Regions from separate parts of the Homo sapiens genome. Here region 2 is linked to region 1. Evidence: chromatin contacts called from ENCODE Hi-C or POLR2A ChIA-PET data. All regions are on one chromosome and are shown on one strand. The core of a region is the stretch at or near the end of the contact, and the rest is flanking DNA. Distances in the headings are between cores, read along the strand shown. Region 1 has its middle 50 kb from the start of B3GNT2. Region 2 has its middle 130 kb from the start of MIR5192.

Region 1 (4,176 bases), core at 598-3,097:
GAGTCCTGGAAGAAAGTGGTTACTGGGGTAACCACAGCCTGTGCCATTCTTTACAGCCCAAATGCCATCCCTAGTTTTGCACCTAGAAGTTTAGCCATTAATTGTGTTCATAGATTTAGGGGTCCATGTGCATGTTTGATACTTTAGGTATATTGTGTGATGCTGACATTTGGCATATGAATGATTCTGTCACCCGGGTAGTGAACATAGTACCCAGTAGTTAGTCTTTCAACCCCAGTAGTCCCTAGTAGCTATTATTGCCGTCTTTATGTCTATAAGAATCCACAGTTTAGCTCCCACTTGTAACATGTGGTATTTGGTTTTCTGTTCTTGCATTAATTTGCTTAGGATAATGGCCTCCAGCTGCATCCATGTCGCTGCAAAGGATACGATTTTATTCTCTTTTATGGCTGTGTGATTTTTTCCCCCCCAGCTATTCTGGGAGCTACTCTCTTTAGGGTACCTTCGCATATGTAGTACGTTTTTCTCCTGTTAATCTGTGTATTGTCAGTTGATTCACAGGCCACCGACCAATTGGACCTAAATTGGTAGAGAAGTTTTTTCTCCCAACAGTTTATATAAATTTAGTTTATTAATTTTAACTGCTGCATAGTGTTCCATTTAGAATAGGCTGGAGGTTTTTGTTTTTGAGTTTCCTATTATAAACCAAAAACAAAATTCTAATCTCCCCAACCAACTGAATGTACCCCCTCAGCCAAGGGGATCCCAAAAAAAACCTGAAAAAGTTCAGGCCATGACAGGAAGAGGGGTGGTTAGAAGTTCAGGCCATGACAGGAAGAGAGGGGGAAGGTCTCATTATATACCCTTCTCTTTTTGGAGTTTAGACCCAACTGACCAGCATTAACATTAAAACAGAGATTTTAAGACCGACAAAACAGACTCTTTGTAGCAATAAGATCAAATTCCAACCTGACTCTGATGTAACATCTCATGACAGACAGCAGGCCCGGAAGGAGATCAGAATATTTTACCCCAAAATATATTTCTTCGACATACTTTGAATGGCCCTGCAAAGCTGTCCCTTGTGGGGGAAATTTGCATTTTTTTAGAGAATCTCCTTCCTCTACTAGGTTTTTCCACAGAGTTTGACACCTTTTAGGTCAGATAAGAGACTGTCACATCTATTATCTCTGAAGCTTGTTCTTTGGAGGTTTCACCTACATGACAAAAACCTTGGCTTCCAAAACATTCCCCCCTTACCATAACTCAAGCTGACTTCAACTCTTCACTCAGAGCTTAACTCTTTGAACCAACTGCCAGTCAGGAAATCTCTCAATCCACCTGTGACCTAGAAACAGCCCCCAACTCCCACTTTGAGATGTCCCCCTATTCCAGGCCAAAACCAATGTATACCTTCCATGTATTGATTTATGTCTTTGCCCATAACTTCTGTCTCCCTAAAACCAAGCCGCAATCCCACCATCTTGGGCACATGTTCTCAGGACCTCCTGAGGCTGCAGCATGGGCCACGGTCCTTAACCTTGGCAAAGTAAACGTCTTAATCAATTGAGACCTGTCTCAGATGCTTTTTGGTTTACACTATCAATGAGTGGGTTTTTAGGTTGTCTTCAATTTTCCATTGCAAATAATGCTGCTGTGAACATCCTTGAACATGCATCCCTGTTTACATGTACAAATATATCTTAGAAAACAGGAATACTGTATCATGGGTTATGTGCTTTTTCTTTCTTTCTTTCTTTTTTTTATTGTAGACACTGTCAAATAGACTTTAGAGTACTAATAAATGTTTAACAACCAGTCTTCCAAAAAGAGGAAGTGGGGCTGATTTGTAGCATTTGCCAATTTCCATGGTGTGAATTCTTCCACCATGGCCGATTTCAAACTACTAATGAGACATGAATGCACAATCAGCTCTGTTAGCTGGTATGAAGTGGCTCCAGCATAGTTCTCAGAATCTCTCAAACTCAGAATGCATATAAATATTGGCAAATAGCCCTCTAAAGTAGCCCAACCAATGTATACTTTCACAAGCAGTGTATGAGAATATCTACAGTCATGCTCCGCGTAACGATGTTTCAGTCAATGACAGATGACATGTGTGACAATGGTCCCATAAGATTATAATGGAGCTGAAAAATTCCCATCACTAGTGTCATAGCACATTATTTATGTGTTTGTGGTGATGCTGGTATAAATAAACTACTGCACTGCCAGTCATATAAAAATATAACACAATTATGTGCAATACATAATACTTGATAATAAGTGTGTTACTGGTTTATGTACTTACTATACTGTGCTTTTTATCTTTTAAGTATACTCTCTACTTATTAAAAAAAAAAAAAAGTCCTTTCCACGCTACCTGCAGAGGGGTCCATACGGCGTTGTTCTGGATTCCCATCGTAACTTAAAGGGAAACTTTCACAATGTCCGGAGCCCTTGATGTCCTGCAAATGAAGGAGGAGGATGTCCTTAAGTTCCTTGCAGCAGGAACTCACTTAGGTGGCACCAATCTTGACTTCCAGATGGAACAGTACATCTATAAAAGGAAAAGTGATGGCATCTATATCATAAATCTGAAGAGGACCTGGGAGAAGCTTCTGCTGGCAGCTCGTGCTATTGTTGCCATTGAAAACCCTGCTGATGTCAGTGTTATATCCTCCAGGAATACTGGCCAGAGGGCCGTGCTAAAGTTTGCTGCTGCCACTGGAGCCACTCCAATTGCTGGCCGCTTCACTCCTGGAACCTTCGCTAACCAGATCCAGGCAGCCTTCCGGGAGCCACGGCTTCTTGTGGTTACTGACCCCAGGGCTGACCACCAGCCTCTCATGGAGGCATCTTATGTTAACCTACCTACCATTGCGCTGTGTAACACAGATTCTCCTCTGCACTATGTGGACATTGCCATCCCATGCAACAACAAGGGAGCTCACTCAGTGGGTTTGATGTGGTGGATGCTGGCTCGGGAAGTTCTGCGCATGCGTGGCACCATTTCCTGTGAACACCCATGGGAGGTCATGCCTGATCTGTACTTCTACAGAGATCCTGAAGAGATTGAAAGAGAAGAGCAGGCTGCTGCTGAAAAGGCAGTGACCAAGGAGGAATTTCAGGGTGAATGGACTGCTCCAGCTCCTGAGTTCACTGTTACTCAGCCTGAGGTTGCAGACTGGTCTGAAGGTGTACAGGTGCCCTCTGTGCCTATTCCCTACTGAAGACGGGAGCGCTCAGCCTGCCACGGAAGACTGGTCTGCAGCTCCCACTGCTCAGGCCACTGAATGGGTAGGAGCAACCACTGACTGGTCTTAAGCTGTTCTTGCATAGGCTCTTAAGCAACATGGAAAAATGGTTGATGGAAAATAAACATCAGTTTCTAAAAAAAAAAAAAGTTAACTGTAAAACAACCTCAGGCAGGTCCTTCAGGAGGGATTCCAGAAGAAGGCAGTGTTATCATAGGAGATGACAGCTCTATGCGCGTATTGCCCCTGGAGACCGTCCAGTGGGACAAGATGTAGAGGTGGAAGACAGTGATATTGATGATCCCGACCCTGTGTACACCTAGGCTAATGTGTATTTGTGTCCTGGTTTTTGACAAGAAAAAATTAAAAAGTAAATAAATTTTTAAAAATTTTAATAGGAAAAAAGCTTACAGAATGAGACTATAAAGAAAATATTTTTATACAGCTGTACAGTGTGTTTGTGTTTTCAGATAAGTGTTATTAAAAGAGAGCCAAAAAGTTAATTACAGTGAACTAAGGTTAAATTTATTGAAGAAAAATTTTTTAATTTAGTGTAGCATAAGTGTATAGTGTAAAGTCTACAGTAGGGTACAGTAATGTCCTAGGCCTTCACATTCACTGACATCTCACACACTGACTCACCTAGAGAAACTTCCAGTCTTGCAAGCTCCATTCAGATAAATACCCTAGACAGGTATACCATTTTTTATCTTTTACACCGTATTTTTACTGTATCTTTTCTGTGTTTAGACAGACAAATACCATTGTGTTACAGTTGTCTACAGTATTCAGTACAGCAACATGCTGTACAGGTTTGTAGCCCATAAACTCTACCATGTAAGTAGGCTGTACTGTCTAGGTTTGTGTAAGTACTCTGTGATGTTCACACAATGATGAAATTGCCTAATGATGCACTGCTCAGGATGTATCCCCGTCATTAAGCAACGATGACTGTATT
Region 2 (4,342 bases), core at 1,554-4,053, 190 kb after region 1:
AACACCATTACCTTGGGGGTTAGGATTTTAACCAGAGAGGAGGAATTTTGGGGGAACACAAACATTCAGACCTTGGCACTCAGGAAGCTGGGAAATGATACCAGGTATTGGAGAGGAAAAATGGCTTTCCTCTATCCTTCTGGTTCATTGGCTAGGCTACTAATTACATTGACATTAGACAGATTAACAGGGGGAAAAACATGTTTAATTCCATGCATACACATGGGAGACCCACAGAAACAGGAGAGTCACAGAAGGGCCAAATGATTGGAGGTTATATAGCATCCTGAGCTACAGAAAGGAACAGGGGCTTGGGGCTTCTGGGGGGTTACCTTACACAGATGAAAAGTCTCTCAGGTAATAAAGCTTGTCTAAGCAGCCTTCTTCCTAATACAGATACTTTTACTAAGGTAAACTTCCTTTATAGATGTGTTTTTTTTTTTTTATAAAAAGAAAGCTTTTCAGAGCTACCCCTGTCTGCAGTTTCTCAGAATAACCAGCTCAAAATATACCAATGAAGTGTATTTTGGGGTGGCATATTTGGGTCTCCTACAGTAATATTTTTGGGTGGTGTGTCCTGAGCCCCAACACAGAAAGACAAACGATGGGGTCTGAGGACAGGTGAGCCAGCCTGAGGGTGAGTGGCTTTGGGTGGGGGACTGGGGAAAGGTCAACTGAATGAGCTGAGGATAGGGATGGGGTATCACATATTCAGGAAATGCTGAACACCCTGGGGGAGGGAAAGAAAACCTGGGGGTTAGAAAGCATGTCTACCAGGTGGGGCATGGTGGCTCAAGCACTTTGGGAGGCCGAGGCAGGTGGATCACCTGAGGCCAGGAGTTTGAGACCAGCCTGGCCAACATGGTGAAACCCCATCTCCACTAAAAATACAAAAAAGTTAGCCAGGGGTATTGGTGTGCACCTGTAATCCTAGCTACTTAGGAGGCTGAAGCAGGAGAATCTCTTGAACTCGAAAGGCAGAGGGTTGCTGTGAGCTGAGATCACGCCACTGCACTCCAGCCTGGGCGACAGAGCAAGACTCCGTCTCAAAAAAAAAAAAAAAAAAAAAAAAAAAAAAAAAAAAAAGCATGTCTACCAGTTTTCAAGTTGAAACACTGCCTCTCCTTCTTATTCTCCTACAATTCTGCTTCCATGGGTTTTCTACATGTGGCAGTGGTTAGGAGGAGTTTTGCAACATTTCAAACAAATGAGCTTTGTGTTTGTAGGGAAGGAAGGCTATCTAAACACTGATATGTCTAGAGAGACTGGTGAAGAACTTTTCCAAATGGGCTGCCAGGCTCTGCAAGCCAGTGAGCTCAGAGAAAAGCTCATCAGGGCCAAGAGAGAACTCTTTCTATATCCTCAGGATCCAGCCCTAGGTACCCGGGACAGCATTCTCTTCCCACCCAGAGAAGCCAGGGTTCCACAGAACTGAGCCTCCTTCCAGCACTAGCGGCTGGTGGGGGTTGAGGATTACCCGTATTTCATCCAACTGGAGACACCATCCACTGTAAGCTGCACTGTTATTTTATGTACCATTATGCAAGAAAAAAAAAAGCCAAATATGGAGACACCACTTAAAAGCTGGGATGCTGTAAGAAAATAAGTCTTCCCACAGGAGTGGCAGGCTGGAAATGCGCACGTCTCAATCCTGACACTGTGGAGGGAGGAACAACAATTCTCTCCTGACAATTTGAACCACGAGCCTGTGCTCATGCAGATTTGAGGTCTGAATTCATGCTGTCAGTGTGGTCTGAAAAAGTCAAGCTGAAAATTAATTTAATGTGGTCTCAGGTTGGTGGTGACCTAGAAGTGACTGGCAGCTGTGCATCATTTCCAGGAGAACTCAGCTTCGCATTGCAGGACGCCACTCATTTTAAAACACATCCTGGTTTCAGTGATGTTAAATATGAAGAAATGTGTTGCTTAAAATTAATGATGAAGGGGGCCAGGTGCGGTGGCTCACGCCTGTAATCCCAGCACTTTGGGAGGCTGAGGTGGGTGGATCATGAGGTCAAGAGATTGAGACTATCCTGGCCAACACGGTGAAACCCCATCTCTACTAAAAATACAAAAATTAGCTGGGCATGGTGGCGCGTGCCTGTAGTCCCAGCTACTCGGGAGGCTGAGGCAGGAGAATCACTTGAATCCGGGAGGCAGAGGCTGCAGTGAGCCAAGATTCCACCACTGCACTCCAGCCTGGCAACACAGCGAGACTCCATCTCAAAAAAAAAAAAAAAATTAATGATGTATGGGCATGAAACGGATGTGACGTTGGCTGAACTTATTACTAACTTTTCCAGGTTTGTCTGGAACGTTCCTGGTTTTAGCTCTAAAAGCCATGCTCCCTATGAAATCCCTCAGTCCCAGATGAACCACAAAGGTTGATCACTCCACCCATCTGGTTGTCTTTTGGAGTTATCTCCTCTGGCCTAGGGGGCCTTGTTTTTACAGGGGTGGGATGATTGTACCGCAGCACGGACACCTGACCTGGGGGGAGAATAGGGGAATATGGAAATTTAAACTCAGGAATCTGAAGAAATGAGAACACTTTCGGAGAACACTAGGCCTGGCCTAGTTATTCAGTTTCTCTTGGGTTCCTGTGCATTGAAATAATTTCAATAAATTCTCCCTTTTATTTACGTGCTCTTTGAGGGGTGGGGTAATTTCAGTATATCTCTGGCCTTTATAGCTAATGGGGCCCTGACTGAGGTAGGGAGGCAGCCCTGAAAGGCTTTTTAGAGGCTCCAAGACTAGCCTAGGCGCCAGGCTTGCCACTTGGAAAGCTTCCAAGAGAAACCAGCGATGCCTGTCAGCGGGTCTGTGTATGTAGGGGATGGGCTCTCCTTAGGCAGATTTGTCTAAATGAAGCAGAAGTACCATGAGCTCCATCCAACACTGTTGTTATTCTCACAACCCTGTAATTAGAATGATGTGAATTATTCCCTAAACAAAGGCCTAGAGAATAGTTTAACCATCTCTGTTTTATTTGTGTACTAAATAACTGTACTTGGAGTCATGTTTGTTTCCAAGCTCCTTATCACGTGTTTTCCTTTTTCTCTTCCCTGCCTCCTATACCAGTAAACTTCTTGAGGGAAGAGTAAGGTTCTCCTGCTCATACCTGCCTCTCCCAGGGCCCAGCATAGCTGCTTGTTTTCCTGTAAGCTCCTCGAGGACAGGGAGTGGGCCTCTGTGTGTTCCTAACGCCGAGCACCATCGTGACACCTAATAAGTTCTCAGTGAGTGAGTGCTGAACTGAGCTGCCACTTGTAGACTCACCAATAAATACCTGAGCCAAGGATGACGGATTTCCTCATCCAGTCATTCACTGAGTAGTTAATGAATTTGTATTATACGCCTCCATGCAGCTTACATTCTACTGAAAGGCAGACCAAAACCTAGTAAACAGACAAATAAAGTCAGAATAAGGTATGGTAAATGCTGTGGGAAACAAAAAGGAGAAAGAGGCCTAGTTGAGATAGAATAGCCAGGGAAAAACCCCTCTGAGGAGGTGACAGCTGTGAGAAAGGAAACACTTTCTCCCCACTCTCTTAGGTTCAGTGTTGGAGGCCTGTGAATTAAACTGACAAAAGACAGATTGGCAAAACAAAAACAGAATTTTACTCACATACATACATGGGAATTCACAGAAAAATGTGGCTCAAAGAGGTGATTAGGATTGGGGGCTTATATATCTTTTTCACAGGCTCTCAGATGAAAGACCTTTGTCTTTTGGCGGTAGCTCTGACATTTTATGACACAATATACACCCTTAATAGGAGAAGGGGATGGAGAGAAAGGAGACTGGAAAACCAGCGACTTCTAGAAAAGATAAATGGGCCCTAAGGCAAATAGATATGAGGGAGATATGATAGTTTTGTGACCATGTCTATTTAGGAGAGTTTTTATAGCCTTGTGGCTTCCCCTCTGGTGAAGGGAGTCACTCTTCCATGGTTGGGAAACCTCTGGGAAGGGGATCTATGATGGTTGCATTCTTTTGGGAGGCTCTGCTTTTAGGCAGAAAGGGGAGTTTAGGAAAGAAACTCTCTTCACCATGGTATGTTCTGGATCCTTTTGCTAGAAAGTTGGTTTCTTTTTTTTTTTTTTCTTGAAACAGAGTCTTGCTCTGTCACCCAGGCTGGAGTGCAATGGCTTGTGGATGTCCTTCTGCAGCTTTCTCTGTATTCATTGTTATGGACTGAATTGTGTCCCTCCAGATTCATACGGCGAAGCCCTAAACCCCTAATTCGACTGTATTTGGAGGCAGGGCCTACAAGGAGCTAATTAAGATTTAGTGAGGTCACAAGGGTGCAGCCTAAAGCCAAAAGGACCGCTGTCCTTA

Evidence for each region. Hi-C counts contacts between places; a loop is a spot of excess contacts on that map. ChIA-PET counts read pairs that join two places held with the same protein, here RNA polymerase II (POLR2A). Pooled maps may share reads with other maps.
Region 2: a pooled map shows a loop between it and region 1 (2.8-fold over the local background). The contact joins two enhancer-like sites. A Hi-C loop is called at or near these places in 1 of 168 maps with a recorded cell type or tissue (GM12878), 7 of 37 single-sample maps with no recorded cell type and 5 of 50 pooled maps. POLR2A ChIA-PET finds 5 or more read pairs at or near these places in 5 of 52 experiments (CD4-positive, alpha-beta T cell, Caco-2, GM12878 and 2 more).

The regions. Positions count from the first base shown.
Region 1 is chr2:62,143,969-62,148,144 of GRCh38, forward strand. It overlaps the pseudogene RPSAP26. Among named protein-coding and RNA genes, the nearest start is that of B3GNT2, 50 kb to the right of the region's middle. Within about 2 kb of position 1,848, at least 3 of the 41 ENCODE cell types and tissues checked have a DNase peak (open chromatin) inside an H3K27ac peak, as active enhancers do; they include GM12878, where a contact is called at or near this core.
Region 2 is chr2:62,331,359-62,335,700 of GRCh38, forward strand. No RefSeq gene overlaps it. Among named protein-coding and RNA genes, the nearest start is that of MIR5192, 130 kb to the left of the region's middle. RefSeq lists an enhancer at 2,646-2,875. Within about 2 kb of position 2,804, at least 3 of the 41 ENCODE cell types and tissues checked have a DNase peak (open chromatin) inside an H3K27ac peak, as active enhancers do; they include GM12878, where a contact is called at or near this core.